Regions from separate parts of the Mus musculus genome. Here region 1 is linked to region 2. The links are chromatin loops, found by intact Hi-C in ENCODE. Cell type or tissue: heart. All regions are shown on one strand. Each heading gives the region's core, and the rest is flanking DNA. Links, peaks and the distances in the headings are about the cores only. Region 1 overlaps 2610206C17Rik (RIKEN cDNA 2610206C17 gene). Region 2 overlaps Arnt2 (aryl hydrocarbon receptor nuclear translocator 2).

Region 1 (10,529 bases), core at 1,721-9,720, 420 kb before region 2:
GATGAGACAGATTTCCTGGAGCCTAACCTCAGTCATGGTCGTATGCACCATGGAATAAGGCCTTTGACACTTGGGTTGGAGAGTCAGAGTTTGTTGGTTGGGGTGTACAATCTCCTGGCTATATAGGACAAGTTGGGGATGTTGTAAGAAGCCTAGAAAGGGGCCTAGACAGTGAGAATGTGTCCAGACCCATGATCTAATTGACTGTAAGAGGTAAGAGAGGAAGCAGAAGTTCATTAGAGATGGAGAAAGGGGAGGGACTTAAGTAATAGAAGGGGTCTCCTGAACATCAACTCAAAGGGAGAAAGATTGAAGGGTTTGAGAGGCACAGGGCAAAGATAAAGGAGAGCTAGACAGAGAAGTGTAATCCAACTGAGATGAGGTTCTAGGGTAAGTTTGGTTAGTATTTCTTTTAGGATACTGTTTGTGTATTCTACTTTATCAGAAGATTGTGGATCATATGGGATATGAAAATGCCAGGGGATTTGTAAATCCTGAAGCCCTGTATAACTTGAAAGGTGAATTCTGGGCTGTTATCTGAAGGGAGGGAGGAAGGGAGGGAGGGAGGGAGGGAGAGAGGGAGGGAGGGAGGGAGGGAGGGAGGGAGGGAGGGAGGGAGGGAGGGAGGGAGACTGTCTGACTCGAAAGACTGTCAGCAGAGAATTGACGAAAGGTCAATGCCCTTTTGTTTATTGTTGGGTAGTCCTCAACCCATCCAGAGAATGTATTAATGCAAAGTAACAGTATTAAAGTGTTTTACAGTGGTCACGTGAATGAAGTCAGTCTGCCAATTACAGCCAGGAATCAGTCTCCAAGGCTGTTGGGTGGGACAGGTAGAGGATCAAATAGTAGAGATGAAGTTAATATGCAGACATTCATTGTAGGTTTAGGCTAGGCTATGTAGAACAGTCTCTTATCTGCCAGGGTGAGGACCAAGTAGGTTTGGAGAAAGGAGAGAAAAGATTTAGTATTAGAGTGAAATGTATGTCATAAGTAGTAAATGATGTCCTGTGTTCAAGGAGATCTGGGTATCTTGTAATCTTAGTCATGCAGTAGAAACACTTGGGAGGAAGTTGAGTAAGTTATAGGGAACAAAAGGGAAGCCTGATGGGCTGCCATGTCAGCATGATTACTGCCTTTACTGACAAGGGAAATATCAGTCTGATGTGCTGTGCAATGAAGTCAATCAATTTGAGAGAGTAAGAAAGAAGCCTCAAGGAGGTTAAAAATATATGAAGAGTTGGTAATTGTGCTGCCTTTTGTGTTTAGAAATTCTCATTCCTTCCAGATATCGAAGTGTGTTGGCAGGATATGTAAAGCCTATTTGGAGTCTATGTACAACATTAATGATGTATTTTGGGCAATATAGAGGAAACTGGTAAGCTGTTCTGACAACCATAGTATAGCGTAAAAACATCAAATAAACAATCCTACTAATAGAGAGACTGAGACAGGGGAAGCATGATTATTTATACAGCCAAAAGAAATGTAGACAATTAATTTGGGAGGTGGCTTGTAAGAGAACAGCAAAGATTGAGACTGAAGACTTTGCTTGATATTTATAATTATTGTATCAATTTTGAAGAAGAGGACTTTATAAGTTACTCTTATTCTGAGATGAATGCTTTTCAAAATCATCACAGCCAATGAACCAGAATCTTACCCTCACCTAACGTCTGTGCCACCCTCCAAGCAGAACCATGACTTCATGGATAGACTGTCTTGATACACACACCATTTCTTAAATGAATGTAACCTGTTCCCTGAGGGCAGAGAATGATAACAATCAGCCAAGGTAAATAGCTTTGACCATAGCAGGAAATCTGTATCCAAAAATTGTGCCTACAATTCATTCCTTGCACAGCAGTACTGTCAACTCTTAGCTTACCTACTATGGGGGTAAAATCCTTTGGTAATGTGAGGAACATTGAAGTACAGCCTTATTACAATGAACTCCAATGTCCAAAAATTGTTCTTATTTTGTGTTTGTACCACAGTAAGAGCCAAGATTTTAAGCTCTACTAAAAACAAAACAAACAAACAAACAAACAAACAGTTAATATATTTGGAGTGATTTAAATTTATATTGAGAAAAACATGTATTTTCAGTATTGCTGTAGACAAGCATCTACATAAGACTGTTCAATTGACTTGTTTTATATAAAACAACTTTTATAATACTCATTTTATTGTTACAATATTTTACAAATTTTAAAGAATATGATAAGAAAACAAGAGGTATTGCATGTTTTGAAGGGATCTCCAGGAGGAGTTGGGGTACAAAAGGGAAAGAAGAATGTGATGTAAGTCTATTTACTCAAAATATGTTTTTAAATGTTAACAAATTCAGATAAATTGAAATTATGTATCTTTTCTCATCATAATACGATAAAATTTAAATTAAAAAATAATTTAAAAGACTATAGTAAACCAAAATAAAATTAAGAGCAAGAGCTTAATGCATGAGGCACTTTGGCAAGTGAATGCAGGAGCCATTTAGAAGAAAAGATATACCTTAGATTTCTAGGGAGTTCTAAACAGAAAAAAATGAAATGAAAAAGAGTTAATGTTGAATATATACAGTTATTTAAACACCTAAAATGCCAATTAAGCAACGATGGGTTATTTACTTTTAGAAAACATATTACATATCCAAAATGGCATAATAGAAAAAATAGCAGAGAGGATAGTATAAGGGTTGGGGACCACCTGGTGTAGAGGGATAATGGCAACATTAATTGAGTGAAGGTCCTAGACCAAGTGAAAACTTCTCTTAGGATTTTTGACTGCCAATATGGGGATATTGTAGGGTAAAGAGGTAGGGCATAGAAGCCATTTGGATTTACAAACAAATGAATGATAGGTTTGAGGCCTTTGAGGCTGGTTGGGGGTAGGGAGTATTGAGGTTTTGAGATGTAGGCAGAAGGGTCTTTGAATATAATTGAAGGGGTTTGTGATGTGTAGCAAGAGAAGAACACGTGGTATCCCAGGTGGCAGGATTGACTAAAAAAGGGAACAAGGGACAGGAGTGGTCTGAGGATTCAGGAGAGAGAAAGAGTACAAGTGGAGGTCAAAGAAAGGAGGATGAGGGACACAGAGTTGTGGCCAGGTTGGAAGGCATATTTATTATTTCAGAGAGGACATCTCTCCCTAGTAAAAGAATAGGGCATGAAAATATAAAGAGGAAGGAGTGGGGAAAGAAAAAGCCTTTAAAAGAACAAGTTAAGGGAGGGGTCTGGAAAGGTGGCTATGTACTCCAGCTAAGTGGGAGGGATATGAAAGAGGGAAAGGGGGTGAGTGGACCCCCCAGAATTCCATCATGACTGAGAAAGTGGACCCAGTATACAGGAGGAATGTGATGAGGCAACCTGACAGAAGTGAGACCCTAGGCTCCTAGAGTTTAATGGACGTGGTCAGAGCCCAGGCCCTGTCAGTCCTCAGTTGCTAGGCCAAACAGGTCCAAGAAGAATTCAGGAAGGCTGGATGGAACCCAGGGAAGTTGTGCCCTAGTGATCCCCAGTAACCCTGTGGACACTTAGAACAAGAACAGGTAGGCCTTCAAAGATTTGAACAGGTGCAGGCACAGTGACCTTCCTTGCCACACTTGAAGCAGGGACCTAGTGGCTCCTTCTGGGAATTCATTAGAGATCCTGATCCAAGAGTTAGTACTTGTGTTGCACTCATTACAATTATGGAAGACCTTAAAAGCCAAGGCCAGAACCTTGGCTTGGGGTAAAAGTAGGCCTTGGTCATTTGAATTTGGCCCTTATGTCTGAGTAGAACTGAGCAAAACATAGATCATAAAAAGTTGTTGGTCAACTAAGGTGTCTAGGTCTATGTTTGCATGTTCAAGTAGGGACTGTGTGGTGCATCAGAGGAAATGAGAGGGATTTTCAGGCTTGCCCAATTATCTCATGGACTTTTTGAAAGTTAATTGGTTTTAGGGTAGCTCTCCTCAGGCCAGAAAGGAGACAAGTAATAAACCAGTCCCTGGCCTGATAATCATCACCGTCATTGTAATCTCAATGAGTATCTATGTTAGAGGCTGCTGCAGCTCTGGCAAGGTAGGTCCTGTGTGTTTGGTGTATTTGATCTGCATGGTCACAGGCCTTTTTCCATACATGTATGCATTACCCAGAGAGGAGGTTATTGGAAAGGAGCATAGAGACGTCATGAAAGGTATGGTCACAAGATTGTGTTATAAAATGTTTGATAAAGGTGGTAAGGTCTGAGGTAAAGGAAACTAGACATTTTTTAACCTATTAACAGGATTTTTGGACGTTTAATAACAGACACCAGATTTTGAAGGGGAATCCACAAACAATGCCAAACTCAACAGAAAATGCCTACGAATCATCCATACGAGTCTGCCCAAACCAATAAAGTTTGTGGCTCGGTGCAGTCTTTCTGGTCCCACAAGACAGAGCAGGGACAATAGAACAGAGCAGGAATGCTCAATGATCTATCAAAACCCAAAAAACCTAGGGGATGCTTGAAACAGCAAGAAATGGGGGATAAGAAGTTGAGGCAACAGAAGGACCAGAAAGTGTAGAAGGGAGGGCAGAGCTACTAGCCAATCTTAGTCACATCACCAAAATGAAAGGACCTCCAAGTCTACACAAAACACACCCATACACCAAACCCTTACTCCAAAGGAGATTTATTTACCCTAGAAGGATCAGTGGGCTGCTCTGCACCCCACAAAGACAGCAGCAGGAAGCACTGCAGGAATGGTTTTTTAAGAAGAAAGGGGGGAGGGAGTTTATGCTAAGATGAGTTGTGTACTATGTGAACTGAGATTTAATATTAAGAGTAGAATAAAAAAAAAAACTGTGTTTACTTCATCCAGGGTTGCCAAGGAAAGCAGAAATATCTTCCAAATAGCTGCCATTAAAACCTCTATACATTGTCAATTTATTGCAATAGTAATATTAATAATAAACTCTGACGTAGAAAAACACAAACATGTCCAATCATGTTTCTGACATAGTAAACCCAGACAATAGAGCTGCTATTCCAGGATGCCTGGGGCCCTAGTTTCCCATCCCTGGCAAAACAAAAACAGAAAACAAAAAGAAACAAAAGCAAAACAGAAAAGCAATCTGCTCCTTTCAGGGACTATAAGGATAACCCTGAATGCTAACTTAGCCAGTACAGGAAGAAAAAAAAAAAAAAAAAACGTTCATCCTACCTCTCTTTCCACAACTCTAACTCTCACCATGGGTTTGCAAGGGTAATTTTATCTATTATTATCTTGATAAGGAAACAGGTTCAGAATTAACCAGTACAAAGATGAAGCTAATGCAAAAGCAGAGAAGCCAGATTAAATCCAGATGTGTCTTCCAAGGCTCCATCACTCTGCTTTCCTTTGAAAACATCACTTGTTTCCCTCGTGTAAACTCACCTGATCATATTCCTTTAGAAAATGTTCCAGCTCTCCCATCTAGGTTGCCACATACATACATACATACATACATACATACATAGGTACATGGCTGTTGTTTTTGTATTCTTCGTCTTCACGATTTTCTCTTGCTTTATAGGGAAGATATCATCTTTTTTCATCCCTCGGGTACTACTAGATGTTGAATAATAAGTAACCTACATTTACCGTGCTCTATCTAAAACACTGACAAAGTCTTCCTCTTAATGGGACAAGGGTTTCATTCTGGAAAACAAAATCCACTACCAGACAGGCCAATGCTCTCAGAGGAGCTAACTACAAGTTTGTGCGCCCCCAAGTGGCCAGAGCGACCATCGGATCAAAAGCGCGCTCCCAAAATGACTACGCGTTATAAAAGAAGACTTGAGTCTCACTGTGGACGTGAGCAACACGGGAGGACCCGGCCCCACCGGATGACACGTACCCACCTGAGAGGCCGGGTGCGCGCCGGAACTGCGCCTGCGCAGATTAAGAAAAAGAAAGAAAGAAAGAGAAAAAAACGTGTGTATTGGACTTTCAAAACCGTAGTTTCTGTGATGCGAGGTACACAGGGCTTATACAATCGCCTCAGAATTTGGGACCTCCAGCCATGGGGGCTGCAGATGCTGCCTCATCTATACCCATCGCTCAGCGTCCTTCGATTCTGAAAGAACTGAGATCACAGGGGCCAACGCTATCCAGCCTCGCCTGCGGCACACGCTGTCTCCAGCAGGGGGCGATGAGGTGTCTGGTGCTGCCCACTGCTAGTGGTGCTGCAGCCCAGGTTCCTGTTGTTGGCTCCTTGAGGACTGCTAGATTGAGGTGGCAAGATAGAAAAAGACCTGCTGCCCCCAGGTACTAATTCCTATAGGTTAAAGAACAAAAGACTCCCTCGACCTACAAGGCATCTTCCTCCATTTGAGTGGGTACCTTGGCTGGTGAACCACATGGACCACATACAGAAATAGGCCCTGCCTAGAGGACGTTGTTCTCTTACCTCTGGAGAATTTAGAATTCAGAGAGAGTCATCCTGATCTTTATTGTCACAGAGTTCGGCAGTCATGTCACTGTAGAATAACTCGAACTTGGTTCTCCTGTAGGAAGTCTTCACAGAAAGCTTATTGGAAAGTGGAGAGAGACCCTGGGGTACTTCTGTGTTGGGAGAGTCTGGTAACAACACTGTCGCACATATAGAGAAGAGCACTACAGTTACCCTATATGAACAACCAGGAAATCCAGTGGATTAAGAGTTCATTTTCAGCCTATAAAGGTCTTAAATCTTTTAAATAACAAGCTGGATTCTAAAATTTTACAAGGTAATGTGAAAGTTTGGTAGACCCATGTTAACAGTGAGTTCATATGAGAATTCAAGCATTTCAAACTTTTTAAAAAAAAAGCATTGAAAATAAAGATCACAGGTGGAGATTATGGCTTCCAGATATTAAGTCAGACTGTAAAGCCTGATTTATAAGGCAGTGCTGATGCTGTAATACTCAAAGGGACTGTGGACTAACGGAAAGGCAGAAAATAGATCTAAAGCCATCTCAAACCACTGGGACATTCTTTTTTTTTAATAAATAAGTGTTGAAACAACATTCATAAGGAAAAAAACCTAAATTAATTAGAGATATAGTGTAAAAACTGACTCTATAAGTTCCAAAGAAAATAAGACAATAACCTTATTGAGAAAATCTTTTCTCAGAAGCATAGGTAGTGAAGCAAAAGGTAGATAGCTTTGCTAACAAAATACTTTAAACTGTCACAGCAAAAAACAAAATGATATCTAACAAGCTGGGGAAAAATTATAGCATATACTGCAAAGACTTGTATTTCTGTGGATAAAGGTCTAAACAACTGGCTTCCATAACAGAATACCTGTTTATAATAACCAGAAATTTATAATGGGTAATTTACAATAGACAAGAGTGTGTTCACCCACAGTTCTGGAAGCTGGCAATTAAGGGTTCTTCCTCACCATTTCTGGATAATCAATTTAATGACAAGACTGTTCAAGATAAATCTTTATATACACATATATACTTGATAGATAGATAGATAGATAGATAGATAGATAGATAGATAGATAGACAGATAGACAGACAGATAGACAGATGATACATGAAGTGGATGGCATGTGTGTGTACCACTGGCATGCAGTGCCCAAAGGGGCCAGAAGAGAGCATCACATCCTCTGGAATTGGACAGAGGCAAATGAATTGTCATATGGGTACTGGAAATTGAATCCCCATATTCAGGAAGAGTCAGGAAGAGCAACCAGTGCTCTTAACCACTGATCCATTTCTCCAGCCCTCAAGATAATTCTGTAAGGGCTAATCTTCAACAAGTGATGCCAAGACAAGTAAGTGTTCATAGGCCAAAGAGGAAAGATGGACCTCTCTCTAGCACTGTATTCACATTTTAAATCAAAATAGATGCCAAGTCTAAATATAGGAAGCAAAATAAAGCCTTTAGAAGGAAAAAAATCATAAATTTGTAAAGTTGATTCAGGAAAGACACAAGATATAAGTAAATAAAGGGAAGTTTGGACTTAGATTAAAGCATTTCATTGATTGTCAAAAGATAATCAAGAGAACAAAAGGACAAATTAAAGAATGGAAAAAATAGTTGAAAATTATATGAGAAACCTTTACCCAGATTATGTATAGAACTAATAACTAAGCAATAAATAATCAAGTTTTCCAAATGGGCAAAGGGTTTGAATACACATTTTTGGCAAGTCAAAATAGAATACAAGCACGAGCAAACTGAGGGCATTACGTTATGAATTATTAACGTGACTACAACAAACTAAGTAGCAAAGAACACAACTGATTTAAGCAACCTTGGAAAACAGTATTTTGACTGTATATGGTGCATGCTAAATAGAAAAGAATCATATGTAGATATTGTGTTTGAGCTGATATTTTTGTTTTTCACAGGAGTATAAATTATCAACAGTGAAAGAATTTTGTCTGTATTTTAGGACTGAAAAAATAAGCACTTGCATTGTGAAAAATGACAAGTTTGTTTCATGTTGGAAAAAGAACTACAAAAATAGATATGGAGGTAGAGATAAGCTAACACACACAAACTGGATTCCACTGTGAGAGGACTTGGAGCAATGACAATCCTGGCAATACAATGAGGTGTAACATCTAGATCTTAGTTCCTAAATGTCATCCTACATTCAAAAACAAAACAAACAACTCCCCCCACACACACACACAAACTAACAAACAAAAACAAACCCTGGGCTTCTGGAAGAAAGCATTCATTCAGAATTTGAGGCTAAGGGAAAAAAAAAAAAACTTTGAATAATCCATGGAGCCACAAAGAATGTTTTAAAAGGGAAGGAGTCCAGGAGCCAACTTGGGAGTCCCATGCTAGGAAATTTTGAGCAAGATAATAATGATAATCTCAATTTATAGTCCATGCAATCAAGTGTAAGTTCATTAATCAACATTAATAGGAATAAGTGTTGAGGTCCATGAAGCACTGAAGAATGATACCCCAGACACAAATGGTATACAAAAGGAAAGAGCATTTATTCTGCAGAAATCCAGCATGCAAGGGTCTACAATTCATAAAAATGGTAACCTCAAGGTGAGCTCTGTAGGCTCAATTTAAAGGTTATTAGGGGGAATTCCAAGAAGAGGTAGGTGACCCAAATGGTTGGCTCTAACTCTAGGGGTATGGGTAACTCTGGGATTGGCTAGAGTTCTGTGGGCTTTCCAAACTCATCACTGGGGGCCTGGGGACTTTACAAGAACCCTTGCTGACTAACCTTGGCAGGGCAGCTTCTGATTGGCTGTTCATGGGCTGTGGTTTTTCCAAGAACTGGTCTGCTCAGTTCTGGGAAACAGAAACTTAGGCCTAGTCTCCTGAACTGGCATCTTGCAGCCTCTCATGGAGTCAGCTTGGCGCTCATTCCCTCCTTGAATAATGGCCTAACCTGAAACCTTAAGATGGGCTGGTATTGCTGCTTGTGAATCACCAGTTGGATTCTCAATCATCAGTGGAAATCCGTTCCTTAACAAACCTGACTAAAGTATTAATAATGCATGCACCACAAGTCACCATATATAGCAGATGAATTCGTATCCCCAAACAACCCAAAAGTAATCAGAGGACCCTCCACACTTATCTCTCTGAGCCTTGATGCAGCAGTGGCCTGGGCAAACATAGAATTGGCCATTTTTGGTCCAATGGTACAATTCCAAGACCTCAAACCCAGAGAAATCATCCAACCATAGCTCAAGATCCTTTCTAGCACTTGTTTGGAGACTTGGTGAAGTATTTCACCTCTTCCAACATCTATAAGCATCCAGGTTAGACTGAAGGGTTGGTGAAGGGTGCAGCAGGCATGCATGATCAGGAGTGCCAAAGTTGCAGCCCTATTGGATCAACAAGATGTGGGTATGCTTCCATTGCTCTTGGTGGAACATCTGGAAGTCTCTCCCTGCCAGATCTCCACTGCTGTGTTGTCTCTCTTCTGTCAGGCTTAACATGGGAGTAGTGTATCCACGTCCAGATCCCATCCACCTATACAGCCATTTACATGGTCAGGATCATCGTATGAGGTTCTTTCCAGCAGAGTTCCAGAGTCTTGTGTGTATGTCTATTAATCCAAACATTGTCACCTGGTTCAAAGTAATGAGGATTAAAGGGAGTTGCAGATTGATAAACCTAGCAGATGGCAGGCTGGAGTTACTTCTGGAATCTTTGGAGGACCTTCAAAGACTCCAAGAACATGTGTTGGTCATATTCAGCTAGAATATCAGTTTGGAAGTTAAGCAGCATAGGAGAGAGCCTGCCATATAGGATATCAAAGTGGGATGAGAACACCTGAAAGACAAGCTGTACCAGAACACAAAAAACTTGAGTCAGATTTAGGACCAGGGTAGTATGCATAGGTTGAGCCCTTGAAGTACAAGCCCACTTTAGATACTGGGGGCAACCAGTATTCTACCATGATAGGGGTGTTCCTGCCCATATATAAGACATAAAGTAGGAGAGATAACCCATTACTGTCAGTTTCAAGGGTTAATTTGGTTAAGGCCTCATTCAGGGTTCAATTTATTCTCTCTACCTGTCCTGAACTCTGGAG
Region 2 (10,529 bases), core at 929-8,928:
GACTTAGCTTCATCCAGGGCACTATGGTTGATGCCAATTGTAGCCGTCTCTCAGGCTTTCTTTCACCTCTACCTAGACAGCCTACCTGCCTTCAGGTGACAGGGAGAACCGAGTCCCTCTACTGCTGCAAAGCTGCGCTCATGGTTCTAACCACTGCTCAGAGGTGGAAGACTGGAAAGCCCAGACAGCCCAGGGCTGGCCCAGTTAAGTGACTGGCAGTAAGCGAAGTGTCAACCCCTCCAGGTCCTTGGGTTGCCTCCCAGGTGGGCTTTCTCGGGGTAGTGTGATAGTTTTCTTTCTCGTGACTGGCTTCTTTTTCTGTCATTAACAAAATTTTTTGTCTCTGTTGATTTCCAGAGATGGCGTCAGACATACCAGGATCTGTGGCCTTGCCTGTTGCCCCCATGGCAGCCACCGGACAGGTGAGAATGGCAGGGGCCATGCCTGCCCGAGGAGGAAAGCGTCGATCCGGGTAAGCAGACTCAGCATTTCCAGGAATTGGACTTAGTAACAGTTGAGCAATGATCTTGACCTGTTAGAAAAGTATTGTTTTCCCCCTCCAGGAGAGTAAAAGCTCAGCCTTTTGCATCCTGTTTAGATTTTGCAAGATTCCTAAATATGCACATGATTTGCTTCTAAGTGCTCCGGGTCCTGGCACCCAGCTGGGGATTTCTGTTTGCTTGCCCTTGTAGTTACTTTGCCTGCCATGGGATCCCGCTGGGCCGCGCTTGTGCTAGCTCTCTGAAGGGAGGAGTCCACTCTAAAACTGCCTGAACATTCCAGCCTCATTTGGCAGATCCAGCCCCAGGGACTGTAAATGATCTAACTGGGGCCCTCCAATGTTTCCTCCAATGCTCATCTTTCCTAGGAATATGCAAGAATTCTTTTTAACAGGACTCAGCACCTGAAGGCCAGCCAGATGTGTTCAATGTTGCTCAGACAGTAAAGTGAATAAGTATTGTCAACTCTACTGGATCTGATAGGTCACAGACCAGTTTTGAGCAGATGAAACCAACACTGGCACCTTCCTGTGATGAAAGATATCAGTATCTATACTTAGAACCCCAAATCAAACCAATCAAAGCCCTTCAGGAAAACATAACTGGTATTTTCCAGCTCAGTCTATTACTCAACTCTGTTTCCCATTGATGCTGTTTTCATTTTCAGTGTAGTTAATAAACAAGCTATCTCATGAGGTGGCTCAGTTTCTGATCACACACTCTGCCCATGATTGCACTTATCCAGTGAGAACAGAGCACACCTTCTATAGCCCCAAGACTGCAGGCTGGGCCCATATTGAAATGGTCCAACATGTTAATCCCAAGAATCTCTTCCAAACCTGCTGATTCTTAAAAAGGCACAAAGGCAAGGAGACAGGTGCACGCCAGGGTCTGGAATGGAGTGAGGACAGGATGCAACAGTATGATAATGCCACCCTATGATAAGGACTGCAGTGCCCACTGGTGTCTTTGGAAAGGGGCCTGAAAGGTGCGTGGTTACCGTGACGATTCCGAGGGCTGAGAATCTGAACTTGGTGGTGAGGCCAGCCTCCCTGGGTCTTGTGCACTCTCCAAGGAAGCAGTTCTCTGTCTGCTGCGCCTGGGTCTCCTCAGTGGGTGCCACAAAAAAAAAAAACCAAAAAAAAACAAACCACCTGATAAAGGCCACAGCTTGCCTCTGGGCTGCCTGCACAGCTACCTGCTATCTAAGCCATTGTTCTTGCTAACTGTGGACAAATCCTGCAGTATGGATTGCTAAAAGAATGTGTAGAGTGTTAAAACATCTACTTTTCAATTAAAAAGTCCAAATTATTTCAAATGTTACCCCCTTAACTCACATTCTTTAGAGAAAAACCCCATTGTTCATCCTTGTCGGTTTCTAGAAGACTAGGCTCTGTAATGAATACTCTAGGTTGGTTCAAGTCCAGGCAGAAATGCTTTGCCTCACCCCATGCTGAAGACCCATGAGCCCTCCCTGTGCTGGGGTGAGTTCATCTGTGAGCCTCTGCTTCCTCATGGTTTGGGCTGGTGTACACAGCAGTTTTCCATCTTAGCCTGCAGTACAGATCTTGCTTTCTGGACTGCTTAAGAAAATTTGATCTAGGACTGAGTTCCATATCTGAAGAATTCCCCACAGCTGTCCTGTCTTGTAGTTTTAGTTTCTTTTCCATTGCTGTGATACACCGTGACCAAGGCAACATAGAGAATGAGGGGTCTGTTTGAGGGGTAAGGAGCCATCACCTCCACAGTGAGAAAACATGGCAGCAGGCAGACATTGTAAGGAGCGCAGCAGAGAGCTCACATCTTAAACCACAAACAAAAGCATAGAGTGTCCCTTGAAACCTCAAAGCTGCTCCAGTGACACATGGCCATACCTCCTAAGTCTACTCAAAAAAGGCTACCAACTGGAGACCAAGTATTCAAATGTACGAGACTGTGGGGAACATGGCATCTCATTCAAACCAACACACATACAGAGAGAGAACAGACACAGACAGAGGCAAACAGATGGAGACAGACCATACCATGCCCTCCTTGGCACTAGAAGCTAACGTAGACCCTGGGCAGGCTGGCACTTAGGCTTGGGTTCAGATCCACATACAGCTGAAGAAGAGGAAACAAGCTATCAAGAAGGAAACAGACATGAAGGTAGGTGTGCAGTGGCCTCCAACACCCTGAAGGTGGGACTGAGGCTCTCTGGAGGCAGGCCAATGAATTGGACCTTCAGCAGGAAGCCTTTGTTATCTTTCTTGGAGTCTTATGCTGCTTGCCCTGTCCTACTGTCAGATGGTGGGAATCAGACACCATGACTTAAAAAGATTCATCCAGGGTCTAAGAAGGGAACCACTTCTTTTGCAGACCTGTTTCCATAGTAAGTCTTGGTGCTTTCTTACATCTGGCAGGGTTTTTTTTTTTTGTTTCTGTTTGTTTGTTTGTTTTGTTTTTTGTTTTTATATCTTCTCATGAAATCCCAGTATTGGCATCAAAAGGCTGATAGCTCCATCAGGGCCTTGTACTATGGCTGGCATTGACTGTTGTTTGCTGTCACTGTCACCAGCATGGTGTCTCCAACTGTTCCTTCTGTTAAGATTGTGAGGCATGCTTGAAGAGACTCAGAGGGATGTGGAAGAAGATAGAGTATGAGGGAGAAAAGCCAGCACTGGCGTGCCCTGGCCCGTTCCTTTCCAGGTCTCCCTCTCTCACCTGCTAGTGAAGTGTTCCAAGGGCTCAGACAGTCACCCATTCCTCTCCAGTGCTTCACAGCCTCATAGAACTGGCCACACTGACCTCTTGAGGACTTTGGATCCTTCTGGACATGTGCCGGACCTAGTGCTGTGAGTCCTTCCTGGCTGGGCTTTCTTCCCACTTCACTGTCAGGACTTCACAGTGAGCCTCTCAGCAGGGTGCTGCTCTCCTCCTGGCTGCCTGGACACAGGGTGAAGGTTCAGAAGTTTTAGATTCTTTGCAAAGTAGCTCCACATGTGTGGGAGAAATGAGCTGAAGCAAGTCACCTGACATACATTCTTGTTGTGACCTCCCTAAGCTCAGCAAGAGAGGGAGACTCCCACCCAGCAAAGGGGCAAAAGCAGCTTTTAACCTCACTGAGGAAGTGGCCATGAGTTAAGGGAGACGATGAAGCTAGCCATCAGAGTGGAGGGTGGAGGCTGCATACAGCGATGGGCAGGAATGTATCAGTTCCTGCCACTGCCTTGTATCCAGGGCTGAGCTTCTAAACCACTATCACTAAGGGAAAATCCCAGCCCTTGGTAGACAGAGTCAGGAGACTCTGGAGTTCAAGACCAGCCTGGGCTAAATAGTGTGACCCTGTTTTAGAAATTAAAGAACAAGAGAAATAAAGAGGTGTGAGGGAAAGAAAGAGAGGAAGGGCAGGGATGACTCTGTAAGTGGGTCTTCCTGGAGTGGGAATATTTTCAGACATGTTGCCACTGCTCTGTTCTGGGGACCTGTGGCCAGGATCAGGACTGCTCCTGCGTAGCCAGTGCTGGGCAACTGTACTAGAATGACCTTTCTCTTTGCTTGAGAAGCGAATGCTCTGTGCAAACTCTTATGTGATGCTGCACTGTTATTCTTAAACAGCACCGCTAGGGAGACTCCTCACTTCTTTCTCACTTAAATTATGCTGCGAAATGCCTGTCCGAGCTTCTTGTTCAGACCGCCCAACAGGAAGTAGGGTCAACTATGTTTTCAGCTCACTGTCTGGAGACTCACTCGTTCACCGTGCTGAGGTTCGTTTTGTTTTTGTTTTTGATTTTTAGAGAGAATACAATAGGGCTTAAAGTCACATTTTGATTTATTTTATTATCCAGATGTTTCATAATAAGAGAGAAACATAAAAAACAAAGGATGATTTACTATGCTTCTCATCCCAGAAGTAATAAGCTCAGCTTATTGTAGTCATATTTAACATTGGACATGGTGGCAGGGACCTGAACGTAACACCAGGGCAAGTGTTTTGAAGTTTTTTTTTTCATGTGTGTGTGTGTTTTTTTTTAGCGGTCTGTGTGTGTGTGTGTGGCATTGCTGAGGGACTAGTGAAACTGAGTGGCTCTAAATACTCATATGGGGCTTCTGATTTATCTCCTAGACTGGACCCACTTTATTTGCCTTTCAAACTATTAACAGGATTGCTGTCTAAGTGTGAGTTGACGCTCACACAAGTGGCAGGGGTAGTTTCTCTCTATGCTGTATGTATGTGATTGCATACATACTCGTGGGTGGGAAGGTACTGTTTCTCTCCATTCTACATGTGTATGATTGTATACACACTTATAGGTGTTGGGTATAGCTTCTCTCCATGTTACACAGTATGATTGCACACGTTCTCAGGTAGGAGCCATAGTTTCTTGGTCTTTAATTTTTCATATACAAGTCATGACTCCAGGTTTCCAATGAACTCCAGTAGACTCAGGATCTAGACCACCCTTTTCTTTCACCTGATGCTGGCCTGATCCGAAGCTTGCCTAGCAGGGCTGGAACCCTTTACTACACCACTCAGTTCTTCCTATATCTATTCTGTAGGGTATTGAGTAAAGAAAACTCTGTCAAAATGAGGATGACAAACTATCCTGACTTGCTTGTGACTGTTTCAGCACCAAAGTCCTGGAGTCCAAGAAGACCTGCCCTTGGTCACTCCAAGCATCTCATTGATCTTTAGGCCTGGATTGAGGGCCAACTAGTCAGTTATGTTTTGTAGGAGTTTGCTTATTTATTATAATCCTATCAAAGGCCCTTGAGATGGCTCAGTGGTATGGGCACTTGCTGCCATGCCTAATGACCTAAGTTACATAACCATATCCACAGATAGAAGGAGAAAGCCTAATCTCTCACATGTCCTCTATCTCCACAGGCAAACGCAAGAGTGGAAGAGCTTGCTCTTTCTCGAGCGTGCTCTGCTCTCTCTCTCTCTCTCTCTCTCTCTCTCTCTCTCTCTCTCTCTCTCAATGTTACAGAAGCTGTGATATCAAATTGAACTGAATGGGATTTTAAAAATAACTGTGTATATTACACCTATTTACGGTTTTGATGAATCCAGGCACAAATCATTTGGAATTTTGAAAACGTAGGTAGTTTATGAAGGCAGAAAAGGTGATCTTTCCCTTTACAAGCACTAGGTGGCAGTGTGGCTCTGCAAAAATGCAACTGACCTCAGTTAAACATTTTTGGTGGTTATTTTCCACAGGCAATTTCCAGGAAGGTGAGATGATAGCTTAGTAATTATACAGGATATTAATGAGCTTTCTTTATTTAGAATTCCCACATTCAGCTCCATTTGTCCTGTAGACAGCTCTGGCCCAGGGCTGAACTTCCAAAGCCATGCTGTGGAGAGCGATACATGGTCATCTCGCGGGTGACATGCATGTGGTCTTCTGTCTTTTCCCTTCATCCTGTCCATCTCCGTTCCTCTTTGTACAGAGGAATTTCTTTCATCACAACTGCCATTTTTGTTGTGAGGACAGTTGGGTTTTGAGGACCAAGGATCTAAGTGGATGAGGGATCCCGTCAGGGAATTCTGGACATGTCAACTCAGGCTGCACTGCATATAATCCAGAGCAAAGACATGCAAAAGCTGTCCTCATTCCCTTCATTTTGCCGTATCTGATCCTAGTTCCTAGGTCCCTCGAGTTCTTGCTTAGCCACACATCTCACTGGGGCTCATCTTGAGGTATGTGGACAAGTATGCTCTTTATGTGTAACATGACTGCCTCCTGGTGGCCTGGGTGCCCCATGCATTTCCTGGGTCACTTATTCAATCCCTCAAAGACTAGGAAATGAAGTTCACCCTCCCTATGAGGGACCAGAAGGTGTGGCCTCTGTAACTGTGGTCTTCTGGCACATACTTCATTCTCTGCTTGTTTATTGTTTGAGCCGAATCTCACTGGGTATTCTCCATTCTCATAATAAACTGCTAAAACATGGAATTCCTCAGACCTCCAGTCAGGCAGCCAGCCTCTCTCCTGCTTGGATCATGAGACTATATCTCACCAAATCCTTCAGGCCTACTAAAAACAAGCAGGGTGATATAGGGTCTGCAGATGGATGCCACACTCAAGAGCCATGCTGACTGCTCATTTCCTACCGCAGAAACTCTGGGTGCACTTGATCATGGTTATGTTCCCCTCTGCCCTAACATCTTCCAACCTGTGTGTGCTGACATCAGAAGCACTTGGGCCTTTAAGAAGGATCATTTGGAGTGTTAGTTCAGTAAGAATTCACCAAAACATTGATATTAACAAGGGGAGGCCCAGCAGAGAAGAATCTCAAGAGTAATTCTGTGAGCTTCAACGAGCAGACAACCAGCTTCAGTGATTTTGGTATCAAAGGCCCATTTCCTCCTCAACAGCCTGTTTGATCCTGGGTGTAACAGGCTGGTTTTCTTGAAGGACCTTTGCCCTGAGGTTGGTAGAGACTCACCAAGTCACAAGCAGTATTCTCAGACAGCTTCACTGTCCCCTGATATTATGTCATCGCCCTTTGAACTTACTGTCTTCCAAATCCCTTGAGCAATATACCATAAAAGTAAGAAATTAAGTGCTGGTATAGAATACATGATGTGGATGGACCCACATACTCCAGGGATGATGGCAGACAAGAAACATTGATGCCTTCACACAACATGGCCTGAGTCATCCATTGGTGACCTGAGAAGCGTCAAAGGGGGACAAGTTGACACTTGAGTATTCCTATTTCTGACCAGAGAACTAATAGTGAGTGTACTGGAGACCTTTTGTTTGTAATTTTTTTCTCTTGAGACTCTGCGGATACTGTTTAGCATGGCCAAAGGTCGGAAGCATTGAGCAGCGATGTGATGGGGTGAAAATTGGAAGCATTGCATAGCGATGTGATGGGGTGAAGACTCCCCTGCGTTCACAGCTCATGTAACCAATTAGAGTCCTCTGAGAGTTATAACTAGTTCTTACCTGTGCCTTTGACTTTCCAGAATGGACTTCGATGACGAAGATGGTGAAGGTCCCAGTAAATTCTCAAGGTGAGTTTATTTTACCTTTCTTAAGCCAGTAGCCAGCAGTCACATGACTGTCATGAACAGGCACTTAGTGCCTTTTGTCACTGAGCAAGCCATTGCCTGATCTCTGGCCCTCTTGTGTACGTCTCATTTAATGCAAGTATTTGGCTTGGTGGCAAGCAACTTAGTAATCCTGAAGTGTCCCAAGCCTAGCCTTGTGGTACATGCTTGAAATCTCAGCACTTGCGAGTATGAGGCAGAAAGATGGCAAATTCAAGATAAACCTAAGGCATAGAGCAAGATTTTGTCTCAAAATAACCCATAGCAAATGTGAGTTCTTAATCCTGTTTGCTTTTAAGTTAAACAGTAACTACTAACTTTAATGGTCTCCCTTTAAAAAAAAATCTTAGGGTTCAAGTATAGAGAGAATTATCAACATGAATCCTGTTTGTTTGTTTTTTTAACTATGGAAAATAAGGAGAAATACAGGAAATATGGAGCCTGTCTGGGTTGGTGTCAAGATCCTGACAATCAAGCTATTAACAGCATCTTTGGCTGGCTCTATGGCACTGCTCTGGGTGTAGCCGACCTTTAAGGAAGGCTCCTGGGTCAACAGTGCTGGTGGTATAAGATAGAACCATGACTTCTGATTCTTCCAGTTTGTTCTGTTGGGGCATTTTGGGACACATGGATGTGTGCTGAAGGAAGGTATCATTCCTCCATTCTTACCATACTTTTCATCTGTACCACCTTCTTACAGCAGGGCTTGCCTTGATGCCCTCATTCCTGAGAACTCTTTCTTGGTTATTGTTAACCTTAGAAACTTGCTTCCGGTGATAGCTGCTTGCCTACTGCATTCATACTCCATTTGGACTGACAGTCTTGGATGTTTGAAGCAATTTTGAGAAGTGTGATGTCCCCACAGCACATTAGGCTGGCTGTCTACTTTTCTGCATGAAGGTCCTTTTGGTTCTTTGTAACCGTAACCAAAATGATAGCTGTGAATTAAGCAGAGTTCTCTACAAATGCGGGAGGAATGAATGTCTTGTCCTGCCCAAGGATTTCCAGCCTTCAAGTCCATAGTAAATATTTCCTCATCCCATAAACTTTTACCCCCTGAGACCAGGCTCATCCATTTCCCAGCTTCATCCTCATCTGAAGAATGAGAGATGTGGTAAGAACACATTTTAATACATTAATGACCTTGGAATTCCTATCAAAACAAGATGTGAGCTTCACCAACAATTGATTATCAACAATTATCTCTTCCTATGCAGATATGACCCATCTTCTTGGATGTCCAGGTTTCTAAAGATGTATCTTAGTAGCAAGGAATGCTCTGTTCCTGGAAATCTCTCTCTCATCTCTCTCTCATCTCTCTCTCACCTCTCTCTCTCTCTCTCTCTCTCTCTCTCTCTCTCTCTCTCTCTCTCTCTCTCTCTCTGAGCTTTTTCCTTGCCACACAGCCTCTCTGTAGAAGGAAGAACGACATTGAGTCCTCTATGTCAAAGTTCCTCTTGAGATTATATACCATAGCATTTTAACCTCAGGAAATGGTGATGCTTGGTCTCAGAGCATAAAGAGGAAGAGAAACATGGATTGACATTTGCTTGACATTGCAGGTCAATGTCAGTGATGAAACAATAGTCGGGATATAAAGAGTTCATTGCCTTGGACCTGACTGTGAGGAGGCAGTGACCCCAACACTGTGTATGTAACACGCTGAGCTTTCTAGTGAGTCACATGTTACACAGTCAAGTTCAAACCTTAGCTTCTATCAACCACATCCTTTCCTCTGTGCTTTAAAAATAAGAGAGAGAGATGGAATGTGCTCCCAACATGTGCTGTTACTTACAGAGCTGAGTTCATGGGACCCCAGAGGCACTGACCTCATTATTATAGGGTATTTGAAATAATCCATGGCTGAGGAACCTGTGGGCACATCTGAGTTGCTCAGAGTTGGGGAGACAAACAAGTACACGTCCTACCTTCCACTTGACTATCCAGGGTCTCCTGCCAGCCTTGGTAAGCTACACTCCAAGGCCTCTCCCATTTCCTGCTCCCATGCCTGCAGTTAGTCCATAACAGTTCTATCCAGCAAGGCCTTGGAGAATGTAAAGACTGTGATGCAAGCCAGGTCTATCCTTATTAGTTGATTCATAATCTTAGCAGATGCGGGACTATGATCTCTGTTCCCTGATCTGAGTCTAGTGATCATTCTCAGCTTTTCTCAAGGATGGTCCTAAACCCATATGTTCTGCTTAACATTATACTTCATACCTTGACCTTGGGTTCGGTAAATATGGTCCAAGTCATAGCAGCTGACTCATGCTTCTTGCATTATGGCCCCATTGAAGCAAACCTCAAGTGGGATAGGGGGTAGACAGGAAGCCGTATTGTACTGCCTGATCTCATGTGGACACTATTAGGTTAATTAGGTTATTAGGGTGTTAATGTGGGTGCCCAACGGGGACAGTGACAAAGAGCCCCCGAGGTGGTAGCAATGGGTGACATGAGCTTCAAAAGAGGAGGTCTCTTTGCTCAAGAGGTTCAGAAATGGAAATACAAAGCTTGGGTTCCTTTCCCAGCACGGCCTAAGGAAGCAGCCTTCACTTGCTAGCACTTGGCTTGACTTCTGTTCCCTCTTGACTTCCATTATCAACTCACAGGCACTAACAACACACATAGATGAGCTCTGTCTCTAGAAGACTCTGATCACACCCCAGAACAAAACACAGGCCTCCCTAATGGACCCCAGGACCTAGTGGCATCCTCACAGGGTCAGCACCCTGATAGCACACCCAATCTACAAGCCTGCACGCAGAGTGAGGCCCAAGTATCTCACAGCACCGGGCAGCCCAAGGTGGCTTCCCACTTTAGTGTCCCAGCATGTTCCTGTGTTACAGGTGACACCAGTGGGAAGTGGCATTTCAAGAGTTTGGACAGCTGACAGTCCCAAGCTTTCATCAAAAGTCAATTACACATCAGACTCTCTATGGACCTTATATACTTGCAGAACCAGATCTACTTCAGACCCCTTCCATGTG

Evidence for each region. Peaks named below come from ENCODE experiments on the same cell type or tissue, not always from the same donor. Only the 100,000 strongest peaks of a DNase experiment are listed, where the experiment ranks them.
Region 1: it touches region 2 in a loop (4-fold over the local background); 7 of 42 quality-filtered maps call a loop at or near these places.

The regions. Positions count from the first base shown.
Region 1 is chr7:84,774,965-84,785,493 of GRCm38, reverse strand. 2610206C17Rik (RIKEN cDNA 2610206C17 gene) reads right to left here. Exons shown (of 5, transcript NR_038175.1): 5 at 8,945-10,279. Among named protein-coding and RNA genes, the nearest start is that of Olfr291, 73 kb to the left of the region's middle. In heart, for the core only: CTCF peaks have their summits at 5,786 (motif pointing left) and 6,133 (motif pointing right); DNase peaks (open chromatin) are centred at 5,803 and 6,143; H3K4me3 peaks cover 810 bases; H3K27ac peaks cover 634 bases.
Region 2 is chr7:84,351,497-84,362,025 of GRCm38, reverse strand. Arnt2 (aryl hydrocarbon receptor nuclear translocator 2) reads left to right here. Exons shown (of 19, transcript NM_007488.3): 2 at 358-472; 3 at 7,459-7,506. Among named protein-coding and RNA genes, the nearest start is that of Gm30873, 20 kb to the right of the region's middle. In heart, for the core only: CTCF peaks have their summits at 5,623 (motif pointing right) and 6,247 (motif pointing left); no DNase peak of the experiment used is centred there.